2 separate regions of the Homo sapiens genome follow, and region 1 is linked to region 2. The links are chromatin loops, found by intact Hi-C in ENCODE. Cell type or tissue: heart left ventricle. All regions are shown on one strand. Links, peaks and the distances in the headings refer to the core of each region. The heading gives the core; the rest is flanking DNA.

Region 1 (7,823 bases), core at 1,952-4,451, 190 kb before region 2:
CCTGAAGATTAATGTAGGTTGTTGAGTGTATCAACAGTTTTTTTTTTATTGCTGAGTAGTATTCCATGGTATAACAGTTTGTTTAACCTTTACCTGTTGAAGTACATCTGGATTGCTTCCAGTTTTCAGCTATTATGAATAAAGCTGTTATGAACATTTGTGTAAAGGTTTTTGTGTGAGCATAGGTTTTCATTTCTTTGGGATAAATGCCTAGGAATGTAATGCTAGGTTATGTGGTAGTTTCATGTTTAGATTTGTAAGAAACTGCCAAACTGTTTCCCAGAGTGGCTGTACCATTTTACATTCCCACTGACAATGTGTGAATAATTCAGTTTCTTTGCATCCTTGCCAGCATTTGGTGTTGTCACTATTTTTTATTTTAGCCATCCTGATAGGTGTGTAGTGATATTTCATGGTTTTAAGTTGCCTTTCCTTAATGCTAATGTTATTGAACATCTTTTCATGTACTTATTTGCCATCAGTATATCCTCTTTGGTGAAATGTCTTTGTATGTCTTTTGCCTATTTTCTAATTGGATTGTTTGTGTTTTTATTATTGGATTTTGAAAGAGCCTGGGCTTTATAGATATCAATTTCAGCAATGTGCTATTCATTCCTTGACTCTGCCTTCCTGCCTTCCCAATACCTTATTCACAGTAACCCTCACATCTGACTTCTATGATGTGTTGTAGCCTGAGAAAATCATGATTCCATTCTGAATAGATCTGGAACAAAATACAGGTCATCTAAACTTGCTAGCAATCTTTTCAACACAAGATTCACATGTCATAAAATTTGCCTGTTTAAAGTATACAAATCAGTGGGTTTTAGTATTCATAAAGTTGTACAAACATCACCAGTATGTAATTTCAGAACATTTTTATCACTGCAAAAAAGGAATCTCGTACCCATTAGCAGTCACTCTGCACTCTCCCATTTTCCCATTCCCTCAGCCCCTGGAAACCACTAATCTGCTTTCTTTCTCTATCAAATTGCCTATTGTGGACATTTCATATAAACGGAATTCTGCACTAAGTGGCCTTTTGTGTCTGGCTTTTTTCATTTAGCATAATGTTTTAAAGATTCATCCATACTGCAGCATGTATTAATGTTAGTACTTCATTTTTATGGCAAATAATATTCAATTATATGGATATCCCACATTTTCTTTACTCATTCATCAAGTGATAGACATTTAAGTTGCTTCCACTTTTTGGCTATCATGTATAATGCTGCTATGAACATTTGTGCGCAAGTTTGTGTGGCTATATGTTTTCATTTCTCTTGGGTATATAGGAATGAAATTAATTGCTGGGTTATATGGTAACTCTATATTTAACTGTTTGAGAAACTGCCAAACTGTTTCCCAAAATGGCTGAACCATTTTATATTACCACCAGCAATATGTGAGAGTTCCAGTTTCTTTGCACTCTTAGCAACACTTGTTATTTTTTATTATGTCCATTTGTGTTTTTTACTATGACCATCCTGGTAGGTAAGGAATAGTTCACTGTGTTTTTGATTTGCATTTCTTTAATGATAAATGATGTTGAGCATCTTTACATGTGCTTATTGGCCATTTGTATTTACTTGAAGAAATATCTGTTTCAATCTTTGCCTATTTTTAAATTGCATTATTTGGTTTTTCATTGCTGAGTTTTAAGAGTTCTTTGTATATTCTGGGTGCCAGATGATTATCAGATATCAAATTTGCAAATATTTTCTCTCATTCTGTGGGTTGTGTTTTCACTTTTTTGGTAGTGTCTGCTATGGTCTGAATGTTGATATTTCCCTCAAATTTATATATTGGAAATAATCCCCAATGCTGTAGTATTAAGAGTTGGGGCCTTTAGGCGTGATTAGGTCATGAGGGCTCCACCATCATGAATGGGATTAGTATGCCTATAAAAGAGGCTCAAGGGGCTTGTCTCTGCCCTCCACCCTCTGAGGATGCAGCAACACGGCATGATCCATGAGGAACAGGCCCTCACCAGACACCAAATCTGCTGGTGCCTTGATCTTGGACTTCTAGCTTCCAGAACTGTAAGCAATAAATTATACTGTTTATAAACTACTCAGTCTATGGTATTTTGTTATAGCAGCCTAACACTGATTAAGTCAGTGTCCTCTGAAGCACAAAAGTCTTTACATTTTGAATATGACCATTTTAACTATTTTTTATTTGGTTGCATTTACTTTGGTGTCTAAGCAATATTTTAACCAGTACTTTTTTGCTCATGATTATATCCCTCTCAATGTCTTTTCTAAGTACACCTAATTCATGGCACATACCTAGTCTCTCCCCAGTTCTCCATGCAAATGAGCTTGCCTCCTATTCTCTGAGAAAGTTGAGATTATTTGCCATAAATTCTTCAACTTCCTCTGTCTCAATAAGTTTCCATGTATTTTCACTCTTTTCCCTTTTATACTCTCTTTCTTTTGAATTACGGGAATTTTCCTTTTCAAAATGAATACCTCCACCTGGTCCATTCCATCCCTCTTCTTCTTGGACTTTAATTCAGTGATTGATCTTTTTCTCCCCACTAGCATCAATAATATTTTGTTCTCTACTAATCTTTCTTTTCTGCCTTCATACAATCTCAGGTCTTTGTTGCCCCTTTAAGGAAAAGAACTGAGGGGGAGCTTTGCCCAATTTTATTTTTCCTTTAAGCTACCAACCTCTCTGACTCCTTCCCTTTACTTTTAATCTTGAAAGAGCAGTTTCACTTCGTCTAAAATATTGTAGTAACCCTCTCAGTGGCCTCCAACTCCAAAGTCTCCCCTTGGACTCTTCTTACACACTTTCTATCAGATGAATCTTCCCAAAGTAAAGTTCTTATCACCTAACTCTCCTGCCTAAAAACTTTGATGACTCATTTAATATCGAGTTATCTATAGGACCTCCCAGCCTAATATTCAAAGCCCTTCATAACATGTTCTCTCAACTCTGATAGATCTGAACAACTCATTTTTCCGTGAACACCCCCTTGCCACTAGTTTCCTGCGTAATGCCTTTTCCCCAGAATGCCTGTCTTCCTTCAGTTCTTCCTATGGAAATTCTGTGTAAAATTTAAATGCCTTGAAGTCTCTGTTGATCATCTCTTCCCCTTCCACCAGAGGGCGCTCTCCAATCTTTGAATCCCTATCACATCGTAAACGACTGTGTGGCCCTTACTATTTGACCTCGTATTATAGCTTTTGAAAGTAGATTGTGAATTCTGTGAAGGCAGAGACTTACCTATCTGTGGACCTCTCCAGCAGCCACCCAGAGCTAGTAGAGCTAGTAGGTATTTCTTGAATTGATTTATTGAATTGAGTATTTCTTGAATTATTTTGATTTAAATTGAAAACAAGAACCTGGACACCTACATCTGTGGAGAAAAATCTTGAAAAGATAAAGCAGAAAACATGGGGTAGACAGTGGGAGGTGAAACTGAGAAGGTAATTTATGCTTTAGCTTTACAGCAAATCAGAGCACCTGGAGTTGAAAACCTCATTTTTCTGAATGTCAGTTTTGTTTTTGAAAAACAATCAGTGCATAGCATATTTACTCTTTAATCTCAAAACATTAAGAGTAAAAAAAAAGTGGAACTGGTTGAGTAAAATGATATAAAGTCACCTTATCTGACAAACTGTATCATCTGTTTTGAATGAAGGCCCTAGAATTGTTGTGAAGGATGTCATGTTCATCTCCCAATTATGGAGATAAAAAGTAATGAGTGCAGGAACTTTGTAAACTCTAAAGCACTGCATATAAGTTGACCTTTAAAGTTAAAAATATTTCTTACAAAATGTAGGTCAGTTTATATGCTTATTGACTACTGTTAGCTGGTTGGTAGGTGGTAGCAGTCTCTCAGCTGGCTCTTTAAGGATGGGTGGGTCATGAAATCAATATCATGACCAAAATCAATATATTCTCAAGGATAAACCCAGTCCCAAACTTTTATATTAAACTGTCTAAGTCAACCTGTGTACTAGATCGTACTCAACCTCCATCATATGCATAGTGTTATTAACTCTGTTGAGTGTTCAAATGACACTAAATCGATTAAATATTTACCTGTTTGGGTTGGGTGACTTAAAGTGATTTTGTTTTATTAACTTTCAGGTCTTAATAGGAAAATGATACTCTTCATTATTTTTCCTTCCTTCATTACCCCTTCCTTTTGGGCTTTTTGAATTGATTTCTAAATTGTAAGTTCTTGAAAGCTGAGAAACTGTGCCATATATTTTTGTAAACCCTAGTCCTACCAGGACCTCTTTACCATTATAATTATTCAGTAGTACCAATAGTGATAATCCTTAATATTTATTGAGTGCTTACTAAGGGGTAGACACTATACTAAGTACTGTATATTCATTATTTCGTTTAATTCTCATAGCAACTTTGTGAGTTATTTCAAAGGAAGAAATGGGACTTAAATAATTTGCCCAAGGTCACACATTGCATAGGTGGCTGAGCCAAGATTGGAACCCAGGTGGTCTGACTCCAGAGCCTGTGCTCTTAACCGCTACACTATCTTCTTTAATAAATGTCTATTCTCAGTGATGCTAGTTAGAACCAAGCTGTGTGCATGGCATATGTGCAGTGACATCCTGTCTATGTTTTTATTGTGTAATATACCCATGATACTGTGAGCCCACAGCTGGTGTCCATTAATGATAATGGTGTGGGAATTCAAAAATAATTTCCAGAGCATCTTGAGTACAAGACATAATTTTCATTTTTCAGTGATCTTTAAATTCTGGGACTTAAAAGGGACTTGTTATTTGGTTACCCAAAATAGTTTTCTTCCTTTTCTGAAAGTTGGATTTGAAATGGAGGTAATATAAGACTACAGTGTGCTTTCTGATATTATTTCAGTAGGATTTTTTCACTTTTATTTTTTCTAAGCTCCTCTAAAGGGGGAGGTAGAGGCAATGTGTTTTGTTTTGTTTTGTTTTTTTGAGACAGAGTTCACTCTTGTCGCCCAAGATGGAGTGCAATGACGAGATCTCGGCTCATCACACCCTCCGCATCCCGAGTTCAAGCAATTCTCCTGCCTCAGCCTCCAGAGTACCTGGATTACAGGCATGCGCCACCACGCCCAGCTAATTTTGTATTTTTAGTAGGGACGGGGTTTCTCAATGTTGGTCAGGCTGGTCTTGAACTCCTGACCTCAGCTGATCCACCCACCTCGTCTTCCCAAAGTGCTAGAATTACAGGCATGAGTTTTACTGCACGTAGCCTGTTTCACTACCTTCTTGATGTCATTATATTTGCCAGGTTTCTCTAGATAGCAGATCAGATCCATGACTGACAGACACAGTGGTGGTGGGAGACATGGAAGATCATGCCAGTGACCTTCCTGTTCAGCTCAGGGATGACCTTACCCACAGCCTTGTCAGTGCCAGTAGATGCAAGCATGATGTTCTGGAAAATTCCACAGCCATTGTGCCATAGTTTCCCAGAGGGGCCATCCACAGTCTTCTGGGTGTCCGTGATGGCATGGACTGTGGTCATGAATTCTTCCATGATGCCAGAATTGTCATGGATGACCTTGGCCAGGGGAACTGAGCAATTGGTGGTACAGGAGGCATTACTGACAATCTTGAGGCCGTTTTTGTACTTCTCATGGTTCACACCCATTACAAACATGGGGACGTCGACAGAGGGGGCAGAGATGATGACCTTTTTGGTTCCCCCGTCTAAATGAGTCCCAGCCTTCTTCATGGTAGTGAAGACACCAGTGGACTCCATGATGTAATTAGTGCCAGCATCACCCCATTTGATTTTGGTGGGATCTCTCTCTTGGAAGATGATGATGGCATTTCCATTGATGACAAGTTTCCCATTCTCAGGCTTGATGATGCTGTGGAACTTGCTATGGGTGGAATCATACTAGAACATGTAGACCATGTAGTTGAGGTCAACAAAGGGATCATTGATGGCAACAATATCCACTTTGCCAGAGTTAAAAGCAGCCCTGGTGACCAGGTGACCAGTACAACTAAATTCATTTACCCTGGCCTTCACCTTCACCATGGTGTCCCAGGGGTGCAGCTGGCCCTGCACAAGAAGATGCTGTTGTCAAACGGGAGGAGCAGAAAGCCTAATTTTCAAAATATTTATTTGAAAAATTGTTTTATACATTGGTGGACTTTAGACTGTTTTATATTAAAATACATAAATACATGAATAAATTTATGCTAATAAATTTGACAACTGAAATGACATTTCTTGAGAGACATAAACAACCAAAGCTCACCCAGGAAGAAAAAGATAACTGGAGTAGTCCTATGTCTTTTAAAGAAATTTAATTAATGGTTTAAAATCTCAAAACCAAAAATAAAACTGTATTCCTAGATAGATTTACTTATACGTTGTACTAGTTCTATACAAACTCTTCCTAGCTGGCTTTTTTAAAAAAGAAGCTGACAAACTGAAATCATGTGGAAATGGAAAGAACGTAGAATAGCCAAAACAATTTTGAAAAAGAAAAGGCTGGAGATTTCACTGTCATTGATTTTAAGTTTAAAGCACCAGTAATCAAAATTGTATGGTTTAGGCTTAAGGATAGATATATTCATCAGTGAAACAGAATAGAGAGTCCAGAAATGGACCCACATATATACAGTCAATTGATTTTTTTTAACAAAGGTACCAAGGAAAAATTGGATATCCTTGTGCAATAACCTCAACCTTTATCATACTCCTTATACAAAAAAAATTACAGTAGTCCCTCTGTATCTGGGGGGGATTGGTTCCAGGACCCATTGAGGATACCAAAATCCCTTATATAAATGGTATAGTATTTGCATGTAACCTATGTACATTCTCCCATATACTTTTTTTTTTTTTTTTTTGAGACAGAGTCTCACTCTGTTGCCCAGGCTGGGGTACAGTGGTGCAATCTTAGCTCACTGCAGCCTCTGCCTCCCAGGTTCAAGCAGTTCTCTGCCTCAGCTTCCCGAGTAGCTGGGATTATAGGCACCCACCACCATGCCTGGCTAATTTTTGTATTTTTAGTAGAGACGGGGTTTCACCATGTTGGCCAGGCTGGTTTCGAACTCTTGGTCTCAAGTGATCCGCCTGCCTTGGTCTCCTAAAGTGCTGGGATTACAGGCATGAGCCACAGCGCCCAGCCTGTAGCTACTAACTTTTGAAGTAATACTGATACTTCTTCAGAAAGACCGTGTCTTCTAGTTTTAATATTGGAAGTAACATCTCTGTGGTCCCCATGGTGGATACAGTATTTTGTGTGGTATACATATTCATAATCAACTTACTTGAGAAGGAAATTTGGGACTTAAATTTTTATAAACATGAACTTTTTAAAGTTTATTGCTGCCAAAAATGTTTATTGCAAAGTAAAAAGGCATCACCACACAAGAAAATAAAGTCTTTATTTACATCAGGAAAATAAATGACAAAATCACTGTGAAAGAGTATACAGACTACTATCTAAATATGTTGCAGCAAGGCTGTTCAGATTGTATTTCCTGCACTTGTATCTAACCTACAATTTCTCACATTTCCCACTGACCTCACTATCTGGAAGCCTAGCAGCTTTGTGCATCTCACAAAAGACATGGTCAGGAAGAATGAACTGTCCCTAGCCACTCATGTACCTGTACACTTCATTTGTTCAGCAAGCATGTGCATGCCATCTTTGAAAGAGAAGTATTACGTCCGGTATCAGAAAATGGTGGGGGAAAGTGATTGCTGGCCGTATTTCAGATTTAACACCATATGGGAAATGTTAATGCATCTCGCCATTAGAAAAGACCATGACAAAGGCTGGAAATTTAAAGCAAAGATCCTGCAACATTCATAACCACCCA
Region 2 (7,823 bases), core at 3,554-6,053:
AAAATACAGCTAAGACTATGAGGAGCTTCTGAAAGCAGAGATTGAGAGCTGTGGCAAATATATGAGCCGTGACGCAATGGGGAGCGTAACTAGATGGCAGGTGCCCTGCCTTTGCCCCCACCCTCTCTCCCCATTGTCCTACTCATTCATAACCCAGATTCCAGGGCTCATTCCTCTGGAGAATCCTTAACTGTGCCTGTGCCAAGACAGGCTCCACAAGGCTGGTCAGGCAGGCTGCCTGGGTGCAAACGGCCAAGCCATGAGGGAGCCAAGGAAGATGGGACACACTGCTTCTGAAAGGTTACTAACACCTTTTTAAGAGAGACCTTTGGACTGCTTCATGTCCTGGAAGAAGGGGAAAAAAGAGACCCTTTGGGCTTCTGGAGCTAGCCCTGAACCAAAAAACTCCCTAATCAACCTGACTTAGGTAAAACCTTTACTGAGCTGGGAATCTGGTTCAGTCTGGGATTGTCAGGGACTATTTCAGGGCAACAGAAGGGGACTGGCTTTTCTTGTCATAGGTCACAAAGGCAGAGAGAACCACACCAGCATCACCAAGATGGCCAGGAGTGGAAAATGCAGACATTGAGCCTAAAACAAGAAGCCATTTCCTTGGGAGCACTGTGATGGGGGCCGCGCTCACTCACTATATGCCCAAAGCCTCTGGCCTGGGTGGCTGCTGTTCAGTTGAGAGTGTAACCAGCTCCTGTTTTCCCTGCCAGGGCTTGAGTCCTGTGAGAACCTTGGGAAGAGAGAAGAGATAATGGGTAGTTTTAGGGGATAGAATACCCCTTCCTCCTACCAAATGTAAGAGAAATCCACCCCCGCAACAAGATCTTCTCAAACTGTTTTGTGCTCTGAAGTGTCTAAAGATAGGGGAGCTTTTCAGCCTATTCTAGACCCAGCTCCTTCTCAGAGGAAAAGAGAGGGAGCTGGCCAGGGACTACTCCCATGCCCCCTCAAGAAGAGCAGAGAGAGTTTCTACCCCATCATTCCACAAAGTCAGAACAGCTAGAACGGAGGCTGAAGAGACTGAGAGCAGCTGCAGAAATCCAAAAATATTGACCTTATAAGCTCAAGATGCTGTATGCTGGGTTTTTACAAGGATATTCGGTATTTGATGAAACCCAGTTAGGCATGACATATTCCCCTTCTCCCCATTCCTACCTCTCTTTTATTAAAAATTTTATAGTTACAGTGTCTATGTTGCCCAGCCTGGTCTTGAACCCTTTGGCTCAAGTGATCCACCTGCCTTGGCCTCCCAAAGTGCTGGGATTACAGATGGGAGCCATCGTGTCTGGCCCATTCCTGCCTCTTAAAGCCCTCCACCCAACAGGCAGACTTGAGACTCAAACCGTGGTCCCAGCTCTGCATCAGGGGTAGTTTGGAATTCAGATTCTTTCAAACTGGGGTAAAAACCAGGCCCAGAGTTCAGAGTTCAACAACAAGCTTCCAAGATGCCGCCCAAAGGAAAAAGTGGTTCTGGAAAAGCGGGGAAAGGGGGTGCAGCCTCTGGGAGTGACAGTGCTGACAAGAAGGCTCAAGGTCCCAAAGGTGGTGGCAATGCAGTAAAGGTCAGACACATTCTATGGGAAAAACATGGCAAAATCATGGAAGCCATGGAAAAGTTAAAGTCTGGGATGAGATTCAATGAAGTGGCCACACAATATAGTGAAGATAAAGCCAGGCAAGGGGGCGTCTTGGGTTGGATGACCAGAGGGTCCATGGTGGGACCATTTCAAGAAGCAGCATTTGCCTTGCCTATAAGTGTGATGGATAAGCCTGTGTTTACAGACCCAGCAGTTAAGACAAAATTTGGATATCATATTATTATGGTTGAAGGAAGAAAATAAAATCATATGAAAGACTGAAAGAAAAAAAAAAAAAAAAAAAAAAACTAGGCCCAGGACACCAAAGGCAAGAAAGGCAGAATCTTTAACAAATTAGGGGCTGGGTGCGGTGGCTCACACCTATAATCCCAGCACTTTGGGAGGCCAGGAGTTCTAGACCAGCCTGGCCAAAATGGCAAAACCCCGTCTCTACTCAAAATAAAAAAATTAGCTGGGTGTGGTGGCAGACACCTGTATTCCCAGCTACTCAGAAGGCTGAGACACAAGAATCGCTGGAACCCGGGAGGCAGAAGTTGTAGTGAGCTGAGATTGCACCACTGCATTCCAACCTGGGCGACAGAGTAAGACTCCATCTCAAAACACACACAAACTAGGCCAAAACCGTAAGCAAAAAGCAAAGAAAAACTCTTCTAAAATGGCCACTGTGATTTCTGTGCCTTCTCTTGTTTCATACATACATATATATATATATATATATATATATATATTTTTTTTTTTTTTTTGAGACAGTCTTTCTCTGTTGCTCAGGTTGGAATGCAGTGGTGTGATCTTGGTTTACTGCAGCTTTGACCTCCCAGGCTCAAGCAATCTGCCCCCCTACAAAGTAGCTGGGACAACAGGCATGCACTACCACACCTGGCTTCCTCCTCGCCCCGAGGCAGAGTCTTGCTCTGTCACCCAGGCTGGAGTGCAGTGGCACGATCTCTGCTAACTATAACCTCTGCCTCCCAAGTTCAAGCAGTTCTCCTGCCTCCCCTCCTGAGTAGCTGGGATTACAGATGCCCGCCACCACACGTGGCTGATTTTTGTATTTTTAGTACAGACGGGGTTTCACCATGTTGGCCAGGCTGGTCTCGAACTCCTTACCTCATGATCCGCCCGCCTTGGCCTCCCAAAGTGCTGGGATTACAGGCATGAGGCACCACGCCCAGCCTTTTTCTTTTTTTTAAGATGGAATCTTACTCACTCTGTTGCCGAGGATGGAGTGTAATAGTGCGATCTCAGCTCACTGCAACCTCCGCCTCCCGGGTTCAAGCGATTCTCCTGCCTCAGCCCACCAAGTAACTGGGATTACAGGCATGTGCCACCAGGCCCGGCTGATTTTTGTATTTTTAGTTGAGATGGGGTTTCACCACGTTGGCCAGGCTGGTCTGGAACTCCTGACCTCAAGCGATCCACCCATCTCGGCCTCCCAAAGTGCTGAGATGACAGGTGTAAGCCACCATACCCGGCCTGTCGTCTTCTCGATATATCAAAATAGAGTGCAGTGGCTACTGCTGCTGGTCATGTGGGTGTGCAGAATGGTACCCAATAAAACACAATGGGTGCTACTGGAAAGCAAAGGGTGCATTGGGACACAGCCTACTCATGTTCCTTTTGCCTTTCTAGGCCTAGAGTCCTTACGGGACAGTGCCCATTCCACACCAGTGCGTTCCACTTCCCATGGGGACACCTTCCTGCCTCACGTGAGAAGCAGCCGGACAGATAGCAATGAGCGAGTAGCTGTGATTGCAGACGAGGCCTACAGCCCTGCAGACAGCGTGCTGCCCACCCCTGTGGCTGAGCACAGCCTGGAGCTGATGTTGCTTTCCCGGCAGATCAATGGAGCCACCTGCAGCATTGAGGAGGAGAAGGAATCTGAAGCCAGCACCCCAACTGCTACAGAGGTGGAGGCCCTTGGGGGAGAGCTGAGGGCCCTGTGTCAGGGGCACAGCGGGCCCGAGGAGGAACAGGTGAATAAGTTTGTTCTAAGTGTCCTCCGTTTGCTCCTTGTGACCATGGGACTCCTCTTTGTTTTGCTCCTCCTCCTGATCATCCTTACCGAGTCTGACCTTGACATTGCCTTTTTCCGTGATATCCGCCAGACCCCCGAGTTTGAACAATTCCACTATCAATACTTTTGTCCCCTCAGGCGATGGTTTGCCTGCAAAATCCGCTCAGTGGTGAGCCTGCTCATTGACACCTGAGAAGGCATGACTCCTCCCAAAAACTAGCCAGGTGGACCAAGGAACCCGGCTACCCATTCCCAGCAATGGGACCCATCGCGGAACCATCGGCACATATACCAAGTCCTCCTCTCATGACTCAAAGTCCACTGCAGCCTAGGAGGGTGTTTCCCAGAAGAAGAAAGGGATAGGCTCATGCCCTGTCTAAACAAACTGGGAAAACTCATTTTCTTCAGAAGTTATTTCAAGAAAGGCTCAGCGACTCTGTTTCTCATCTTTCCAATTTGCAGGATAATTTTTGGTTTTGAATTTTGATTTTTCATAGATGTATATTATTTTGAAGTATCAAATAAAAATAATTTATTTTACTATTACTGATTATTGCAGTAGTATCACCTAGCAGAGGGGACACTAGTTGAAAACTAGAGAGCTGCTGTCCTCTGTATTCTGCAGGAGCTTTTCCTGCTGGTGCCACTGGGTTCCAGTAGACTCATCACTGCAGCCTCAGCAGGGCAGGCCAGGGATCTGGACAATGGGGACTGTTTAGTTTTTTGTTTGTTTTTTTTGCCAGCCAGAACTTTTAAAAAAGTAAACATCCATGTAGAATGATTAAATGGAAAGTTGCTTCTTATGATGGTCTGAGTTGGATTTTCTTTTCCTTTTGTTTTTTCAAATCTGAGCAGAGTGGGCATCTGAAGGGACCACCGCTACAGCAACAGCAGCATCAGGGGTGGGGTAAGTCTGTCCCCTTAGTCTAGAGCCTAGTGGGCATCACCATAGTTTTGTATAATGAAACTAGACTTAACGTGATTTTTTTTTTCCGAAGAACCTCAAGACTTTTATAGTGCTCCAGGGGCGTTAAACGAATTCAGTGGTACCAGAGATAGATAGTTCTGTCAGAAATGTTGGACAAAGTGTAGTTAAGAGAAAGCAGAGTTAAGTTACCTGAGAGACTGTTGAGATTTGGATAGCAGTGCTTATTTTATATACACCCCCTTGACCCAAAGACTATTTCAATTTATATTTTAACAACGAAATGTTATTTTCTTAACAATTCATATTTTGTTTTTACTTTATGGATTAAGAAAATAGAGCCTGATGAACTAAACGATGCAAGAAAGAAACTGATCCTGAGAATGAAAAGCTTCAGAAAATAGAATTCCAAGATCAACAGCCTTAGAAGGGACCAGGAAAAGAATCTTTTAAAATAGATTTCTAAGAGATGCCTACAAAACACAGAATGTGACCGTGGCAGAGACCAACACTTAGATGTAGAAATGCTGCCCCCTAGGGTCATCCTCTGCATAAGTTCTAGGAAAGCATCACCATCCTTGCAGAGGGAAGTCCTCGAAGCACGCAGCACAGGCATATGAAGGGCGAGTGTGGGATCCTAGGCCCAAGCTCTTCAACTCTAAAACCAATCACACACAAGATCCTGTTTTCATCTCAGGGAGAGATTTCTAAGTCATCTGGGGCTTGAGGGCTTATTTAAGGGTGGTCAATGGACATATTCCTGGACCCACACAAAAGTAGAGCAGCTGCTGATACCCTAATTGGACAGCCCCAAACGCAGAACAGAACAAGTCACTTGTAGACTTGACCTCCCCTATTTTGTCCCCCGAGATGGTAGAACCATGTCCATGTTTACAATATGACAACTGTGGAATAATTGGGGTTCTTAGGGAGAGATTTGCATAATTTTAAAGACATCCTTTCATCTGGACCAGAGGTCAATCAACTTATGTCAAGTGCTACACAGTAAATATTTTGGTTTAGCACGCCATACTGTGTCACAACTGCTCAATTCTGCCATCACAGCACAAAAACAGCCACAGATAATTTGTAAATGAAGGAACATGGCTGTGTTCCAATAAAACTTTATGAAAACAGTGAGCTGAATTTAGCCTACAGGCCATAATACGCCAATCCTGCTCTAGACAATAAAACTGATCCTTACCAGTATGTTAGCAGAAGAGGGTCAGTCAGCTCTGTTTCCATGCCTGACATGTATCAAAGATCTGGGACCTCTTCCCAGTGGAGGCACTAGGGTTGCTTGTTTAAAGGGTGCTTGAACAACTAACCAGCAAAGAGATGTCTGATGCCAAATGGGCAAGATCAAATACTGGAATGCTAAAACACAGCTGGAATCTAAGAAGGGAAGAGGGCTTCTCTGACCATTTTCATACCAGCAACAATTTAGGCAGAATTATAAACATCTATTTATCGAGTGACAATACAAACCGAAGGAGATCCTAGTAGAGATTAGGGGTCAGTTAAAATCAACTAGCCACTGCCACTTGTCATCTACATAGCAAAGGCTTTATTTAGCACAGGACTAACGTGAAAAGTAGACCCAGAGATGAAAAGGCTGTCAGGAGACAGGGGGCTGGTGTCCACCTGGTATCTACTGTCTTATGCAACATAGAAGATTACCTTTTAGTGTAGTGCTCCTACCTCAGTTTGTAGAATCTGGTGTTTCTATGCAGTGAGTGATAGCCTCAACTCTGACCTTTCATATTCACATTAGAGACAGATGCAGTATTCCATATCCTAGTATGTTCCTTGTGTCTAGAGTTCTAACAGTACAGTAGTCTATGCCATTTCTAACAGCTAAATTTTGCTCTGTAAACAGAAACTTTAGGGTTGTTTTTTTCCAGGGCTCATCCCAGAAAATATGGATAGAAAAGTTTCCTTCAGTTTGCTTTTCAAATAGTGCTTGAATAATAAACCTCCTTTGATTGGTGACTAGTCTTTTTTGGTATATCTCCACCTTTAAAAATTGTTCAAGTTTTTAACCTGGTTATACTGTGTTCTAACATGTCTCTCATTTTCTCTCAAAATTAGTTTATCTCATTGTAGAAAAAGCAATGGTTTTCATAGCTTCATCTATCAGGAAATAAAACTCTTACTAAAGAATAGCATACTGCATCTTTAAGCAGTAGAGGGTAAACTACCTGCAAATGTGAATTTCTTAGATACATTTAAAAATATATAGTTGTTAACCTTCTGTGTGCCAAAAACTCTTAAGTTACATTTTCCTTCAAAGCAATGTACTTTTTTCTACATATGCAGTATGTAGTTAGCATAAAATCATTGGTGCCATGAAGATTATTTTTAAACTTAAATAAATATTTAAATATCATGGAAGAGTGGGCTCTTTCTTTAATAATAGCCTGTCTTACTTTTCCTCCCTTAAAGTTACTAACACATAGATAAAAGGATACTGGTGGGATTTACACAGCTGACTACTATTCACTTGGATCATATAACATAATTATTTTGCTTGTATCCACCTATTATCCTTGTCCTTACCCCCAGATAAATACTGTTAGAAACTGAGAAGCGGCCAGGCACAGTGGCTCACGCCTGTAATCCCAGCCCTTTGGGAGGCCAAGTCGGGAGGATCACGAGGTCAGGAGTTCAAGACCAGCCCGACCAACGTGGTGAAACCCCCGTCTCTACTAAAAATACAAAAATTAGCCAGGTGTGGTGGCGGGCGCCTATAATTCCAGCTACTCAGGAGGCTAAGGTAGGAGAATCGCTTGAACCTGGGAGGCGGAGGTTGCAGTGAGCTGAGATCACACCACTACACTCCAGCCTGGGTGACAGAGCAAGACTCCACATCAAAAAAAAAAAAAAAAAAAAAAACTGAGAAGCTATATATGTAATAATTTTAAAGTGAATTGGGTATTTTTCTGATGAGGAAAACCAAGAAGACTAAGTGATTTTCCCAAGATTACATAGTGGTAGAGTCCAAACTAGAACCCAGATTGTCCACCTTCTGGTCTGCTGTTCTTACTCAAGCCTGGAGTAAGTGGGAGCACAGAAAATACTTTCTAAGAAGGAACTACAATGATACCACCACCACATATTTACAAAATATATCCCTATAGCATTATCTCATCTGATTATGTAACCATCACTCTGTGGCTACGGAATTGGAAATGGTCTTCTAAATTCCATGAGGATAAGAGGTGATAATGGGGGCTTGGTCCACTGTGCTAGCTTCTTACCTAATCTTTGTCTT

What was found. Peaks named below come from ENCODE experiments on the same cell type or tissue, not always from the same donor. Only the 100,000 strongest peaks of a DNase experiment are listed, where the experiment ranks them.
Region 1: it touches region 2 in a loop (2.8-fold over the local background); 19 of 110 quality-filtered maps call a loop at or near these places.

The regions. Positions count from the first base shown.
Region 1 is chr15:44,061,712-44,069,534 of GRCh38, reverse strand. All of the region lies in intron 1 of FRMD5 (FERM domain containing 5), which reads left to right. It also overlaps the pseudogene GAPDHP55. Among named protein-coding and RNA genes, the nearest start is that of FRMD5, 130 kb to the left of the region's middle. RefSeq lists a silencer at 3,010-3,304. In heart left ventricle, for the core only: CTCF peaks have their summits at 2,920 and 3,125 (motif pointing right); no DNase peak of the experiment used is centred there.
Region 2 is chr15:43,869,879-43,877,701 of GRCh38, reverse strand. FRMD5 (FERM domain containing 5) reads left to right here. Exons shown (of 14, transcript NM_032892.5): 14 at 3,240-6,938. The coding sequence ends at 3,817. It also overlaps the pseudogene PIN4P1. Among named protein-coding and RNA genes, the nearest start is that of WDR76, 47 kb to the right of the region's middle. In heart left ventricle, for the core only: a CTCF peak has its summit at 5,082 (motif pointing left); no DNase peak of the experiment used is centred there; H3K4me3 peaks cover 75 bases; H3K27ac peaks cover 259 bases.